2 separate regions of the Homo sapiens genome follow, and region 2 is linked to region 1. A link is an interaction called in ENCODE POLR2A ChIA-PET data of the cell type or tissue named here. Cell type or tissue: B cell. All regions are shown on one strand. Links, peaks and the distances in the headings refer to the core of each region. The heading gives the core; the rest is flanking DNA. Region 1 overlaps NMRAL1 (NmrA like redox sensor 1). Region 2 holds the start of C16orf96 (chromosome 16 open reading frame 96).

Region 1 (2,904 bases), core at 86-2,585:
GTCACCACTCGAACCTTGAATGTCCCATCTTCCAGGAGTGTGCGGGCCACGGAGCCACCCTGGGCACCTACAAAGAATCAAAAAGACCTCTCAGGTCAGACCTACCTGAAAGTCCCACTGAAGGGCGAAACCCCGAAGGGAGTGCTCCACCACAGCAAGGAGCATCCAGGAAACCTTCTCAACGACGATTCTCATTCAGGTATTTTTATTTTCTTTATTTTATTTTTTTGAGATGGAGTCTCACTCTATCACCCAGGCTGAAGTGCAGTGGCACGATCTTGGCTTGGTGAAACCCCGCCTCTATCAAAAAATACAAAAATTAGCTGGGTGTGAAGGCACATGCCTGTACTCCCAGCTACTCAGGAGGCTGAGGCACGAGAATTGCTGGAACCCAGGAGGCGGAGGTTGCAGTGAGCTGAGATTGCGCCACTGCACCACAGCCTGGGTGACACAGCGAGAATCTGTATTAAAAAAAAAAAAAAAAGGCCAGGCATGGTGGCTCACGCCTGTAATCACAGCACTTTGGGAGGCCAGGCCGAGTGGATCACCAGGTAAGGAGACCGAGACCATCCTGGCTAACACAGTGAAACCCTGTCTCTGCTAAAAATACAAACTTAGCCGGGCGTGGTGGCACCCGCCTGTAGTCACAGCTACTCAGGAGGCTAAGGCAGGAGAATCGCTTGAACACAGGAGGCGGAGGTTGCAGTGAGCCCAGATCACGCCACTGCACTCCAGCCTGGGTGACAAAGTGAGATTCCCTCTCAAAAAAAAAAAAAAAAAAAAAAAAAGGGCCTGGTGCAGTGGCTCACACCTGTAATCCTAGCACTTTGAGAGGCCGAGGGGGGTAGATCACCTGAAGTTGGGAGTTTGAGAACAGCCCGACCAACATGGAGAAACCACTGTCTCTACTAAAAATACAAAATTAGCTAGGCGTGGTGGCACATGCCTGTAATCCCAGCTACTCGAGAGGCTGAGGCAGGAGAATCGCTTGAACCCAGGAGGCAGAGGTTGCGGTGAGCCGAGATCGCGCCATTGCACTCCAGCCTGGGCAACAAGAGCGAAACTTGGTCTCAAAAAAATAAAGGTAAAAATATTTGTGATGTAATAAAGTAAAAAAAGTAGAATACAAAACCATATTCAGGCTGGGTGCAGTGGCTGTAATCCTAGCACTTTGGGAGGCTGAGACAGGTGGATCACGAGGTCAGGAGCTCAAGACCAGCCTAGCCAAGATGGTGAAACCCCGTCTCTACTAAAAATAAAAAAATGAGGCCGGGTGCAGTAGCTCACAACTGTAATCCCAGCACTTTGGGAGGCCGAGGCGGGCGGATCATGAGGTCAGGAGATCGAGACCATCCTGGCTAACACGGTGAAACCCTGTCTCTACTAAAAATACAAAAACTTAGCCGGGCGTGGTGGCGGGCGCCTGTAGTCCCAGCTACTCGGGAGACTGAGGCAGGAGAATGGCATGAACCCAGGAGGTGGAGCTTGCAGTGAGCCGAGATCGCGCCACTGCACTCCAGCCTGGACGACAGAGCAAGACTCCGTCTCAAAAAAAAAAAAAAATTAGCTGGGCATGGTGGAGCCTGTAATCCCAGCTACTTGGGAGGCTGAGGCAGGAGAATCGCTTGAACCAGGGTGGCAGAGGTTGCAGTGAGCCGAGATTGGGCCACTGCACTCCAGCCTGGGTGACACAGTGAGACTCTGTCTCAAAACAAAAGAAAAAACCATATTCAGATCTTGATGGGATTTGAATTCTTCCTGAAGTAGAATATAAAGCCATATTCAGATACACAACCATATTCAGATCTGCTCAAAAACGAGACAAAGAAAAATAGTTAACAGAAAGGAATACAAAAACTTATTCAGATCTCGATGGAGCTTGAGTCACACAGGCATGCGCATCGGTCAGATGTACCCTTAAGATTTTGCGCGTTGCAGCTGGGCCCAGGGGCTCATGCCTGTAATCCAGACACTTTGGGAGGCTGAGGCACGCAGATCTCTTGAGCTCAGGAGTTTGAGACCAGCCTGGGCAACATGGTGAAACCATATCTCTACAAAAAAAAACCAAAAATTAGCTGGGCGTGGTGGCATGTGCCTGTAGTCCCAGCTACCAGGGAGGCTGAGGCTGGAGGAAAGCCTGAACCCAGGAGGTTGAGGCTGCAGTGAGCCGTGATCACACCACTGCACGCCAGCCTGGGTAACAGAGTAAGGCCCTGTCTCCAAAAAAAAAAAAAAAAAAAAATTCTTTATTATATGTATATTTTACCTCATAATTAAAAATAATCTATAAACAAATACTGAATTCTAGCTAATGTTATGCATGCTTTAGTATGGAAGGGCGGTGTACACATATCTGCAATTTACACAGAAATGCATCAAAAATAAGGACTGAGGCCGGGCACAGTAGCTCATAGCTGTAATCTAAGCACTTTGGGAGGGTAAGGGGGATGGGTTTTGCTTGAGGCCAGGAGTTTGAGACCAGCCTAGGCAGCAGGGTGAGACCCAGTCTCTACAAAAAATTAAAAAATCAGCTGGGCCTGTTAGCGCTCATCTGAAGTCCCAGCTACTCAGGCGAATGAGTCAGGAGGATTGCTTGAGGCTTGGAAGTCAAAGCTGTAGTGAGTGATGATTGAGCCACTGCACTCCAGCCTGGGCAACAGAGCAAGACCCTGACTCAGAAAAAAGTGTACACCAATGTTCCATGGCAGCATTATTCATAATAGCCAAAAAGTGGAAATAAATCAAGTATCCATCCACTGACGAATGGACAAACAGAATATAGTCTATCCATACGGTGGAATATTACTCAGCCATAAAAATAAGTAAAGCTGTCAGGAGTTCGAGACCAGCCTGACCAACATGGTGAAACCCCGTCTCTACTAAAAAATACAAAATTAGCTGGGT
Region 2 (2,904 bases), core at 230-2,729, 87 kb after region 1:
TCCCACCCCATCCTCCTGAGTAGCTGGGACTACAGATGTGCGCCAGCACATCCAGCTAATTACAAATTTTTTTTTGTAGAAACAGGGTCTCACTATGTTGCCCAGGCTGCTCTCGAACTCCTGGCTTCAAGCAGTCCTCCCGCCTTTGCCTCCCCAAAGTGCTGGGATTACAGGCCTGAACCCCCACACCCACCCAGCCAGTACTTCAGATTCTTATCTCTTTGTAAAACCTGGGTCTTCCTAACTCCAAGAAACCTGTCTTCTGCCCGGATTCGAGAAAATTCCAAGGAGGGAGCTGCCTCTCCATCCCTTCCATATGTGCTTCTAGGAAAAAGTTACCAGTCTCACATCACCAGAGGGCTTGAATGAAGAGGCTGCCATCAGCTATTCAAACATTCATCCAATATTAACTGAGCACCTACTCTGGGTGAGGCTTACCAGGGAGCACCTGCCCCACTCCAGACTTTGAATTGCGCCCGTTTCATCACATTCTTTGGTGTCCTGGCAACCAGAGACTCTGATCTGAGCTCCAGCCAGAACAGAGGCCATTCCTCCCTGACTGCTGTGACTCACCACCACCCCAGGCCTCTGAGGACCAGTCCATGTAGCTCTCGGAACCACTGAAAGCTACCCCTTGTCCTTGAGGACACCTGGAACCCCAGCCCCACTGACCCACCCTGGCAGGATGAGCTTCTCACTCACGTTCACCGAGCTGGCCAACATCGCCATCCCACAGTGCGGGGTGCTGAACTTCAAGGCCCTGCACCTCCTGCTGCACGGCATCTTGGAGCACATCCACATGGCCGAGCTCAAGAAAGTCCTCTCAGGCGATGAGGACTTCCTGCAGACCTCGCAGGTGGTCATCATGCCCAGGGAAGGAGACGCCCAGCCTATCCTCAACCCCATGAAGAGGCTCAGCAATGTCTTCGACCACGTGGTGAGCCGCCTCGACAAGTTGGAGAACCAGCTGGCCCTGCTGCAGGACCTGCCCTCCACTGCCCAGCTGCTGGAAGCCAGCCAGGGCACTGCCCGGCCCGTCCAGGACCTGTGGCATCTGATCAAGCTCCGGAAGATGGTGGAGGGTCATGATGAAGTCATGGCCAAGGTACGCCCCCAGCCTCCAGACACTTCTTTTCCTCCCTTCACCACTGGCTCTCTCCTGGGACGTCTTTTTTTTGTTTTTGAGACTCCGTCTCGCTCTGTCACCCAGGCTGGAGTGCAGTGGTGTGATCTTGGCTCACTGCAACCTCCGCCTCCCGGGTTCAAGTGATTCTCCTGCCTCAGCCTCCCTAGTAGCTAGGATTTCAGGCACATGCCACCACACCCGGCTAATTTTTGTATTTTTAGTAGAGATGGGGTTTCACTATGTTGGCCAGGCTGGTCTCAAACCCCTGATCTCAACTGATCCACCTGCCTCGGCTTCCTAAAGTGCTGGGATGACAAGCGTGAGCCACTGCGCCCAGCCTTCTCCTGGGACATCTTGTTGCTTACTCACCTACGATGGGCCATCTCCTTATGCAGAGTGGGAAGAAGGGTGCTTTAGAGTCAGGCACAACCAAAACGCCAAGCTTGCAGCCTCCATCAAGTATTGCAAAGAAGCCAGACACAAAAGGCTACCCAGTGTATGATTCCATTTATACGAAATGTCCAGAATAGGTAAATCCATGGAGACAGAAAGCAGTGGTTGCCAGGGGCTTGGAGGAGGAGAGAATGGGGAGTAATTGCTTTGTGGATATAGGGTTTCCTTTTGGGGTGATGAAAATGTTTTGGAACTAGATGGAGGTGGTAGTTATACAACCTCACTGATGTACTAAATGACACTGAATTGTTCACTTAAAAATGGCTAATTGTACATTATGTGAATTTCACCCCAATTTTTTTTTGAGACAGGGTGTCACTCTGTCATCCAGGCTGGAGTGCAGTGACTCAGTCATGGCTCACTGTAGCCTCGACCTCCCAGACTCAAGCAATCCTCCCACCTCAACCTCCCGAGTAACTGGGACCACAGGTGTGCACCACTGCACCTGGCTAATTTTTGTATTGTTTGTAGAGATAGGGTCTCCTTATGTTGCCCAGGCTGGACTCAAACTCCTAGGCTCAAGTGATCCTCCTGCTTTGGCCTCCCAAAGTGCTGGGATTAGAAGCGTGAGCTACTGTGCTCAGCCTTACCCCAATTTCTAAAAAATGCCTGGAGGAGCTACCATGGGAGAAGTACCAGAGTAGTCACGGTGAACAGGCACGCCCGGCCTAGCAGGGGAGATAGACACAAGTGAGTGAGAATCTCCAAGAACCAGCCCTGTGAGGAGCAGCAAAGAGGCATTCCTTCTGCCTTACAGAAGAGGAAACTGACGCTCAGAGGAGCTCAGTGATTGGCTGAAGGCCCAGCAGCTGGTGGGCAAGGGAGCTGCGCGCTGAGGCGTGGCCTCTGACCCTGGCTCACCTTTGACTGCTGACCCCTGCTAACCCCGACCAGCACGTGGACAGTGTTCAGTTACTGGCAGCCCAAGAAGAAATAAGAAAGGGAAAATAAGCCGAGCACAGTGGCTCACACCTATAATCCCAACACTGGGAGGCCAAGGCGGGATGATCACTTGAGCCCAGGAGTTCAAGACCAGCCTTGGCAGCGTAGTGAGACCTCATCTCTATAAAAAAATGAATAAATTAGCCGGGTGTGGTGGCGTCCACCTGTAGTCTTACCTCAGGAGGCTGAGGTGGGAGAATCACTTAACCCCAGGAGTTGGAAGCTGCAGTGAGTTGTAGTCACTCTCCTGAACTCCAGCCTGGGGGACAGAGCAAGCCCCTGTGTCTAAAAATAGTAATAATAATTTGGCCAGGCACAGTGGCGCACACCTGTAATCCCAGCATTTCGGGAGGCCAAGGTGGGTGGATCACCTGAGGTGAGGA

What was found. Peaks named below come from ENCODE experiments on the same cell type or tissue, not always from the same donor. Only the 100,000 strongest peaks of a DNase experiment are listed, where the experiment ranks them.
Region 2: POLR2A ChIA-PET joins it to region 1 with 12 read pairs; 15 of 35 experiments call an interaction of 5 or more read pairs at or near these places.

Annotation. Positions count from the first base shown.
Region 1 is chr16:4,469,399-4,472,302 of GRCh38, forward strand. NMRAL1 (NmrA like redox sensor 1) reads right to left here. Exons shown (of 6, transcript NM_020677.6): 3 at 1-67. Among named protein-coding and RNA genes, the nearest start is that of NMRAL1, 3.8 kb to the right of the region's middle. In B cell, for the core only: no CTCF peak of the experiment used is centred there; no DNase peak of the experiment used is centred there.
Region 2 is chr16:4,555,805-4,558,708 of GRCh38, forward strand. It overlaps C16orf96 (chromosome 16 open reading frame 96), which reads left to right and starts at 536. Exons shown (of 16, transcript NM_001145011.2): 1 at 536-1,105. The coding sequence starts at 686. In B cell, for the core only: no CTCF peak of the experiment used is centred there; no DNase peak of the experiment used is centred there.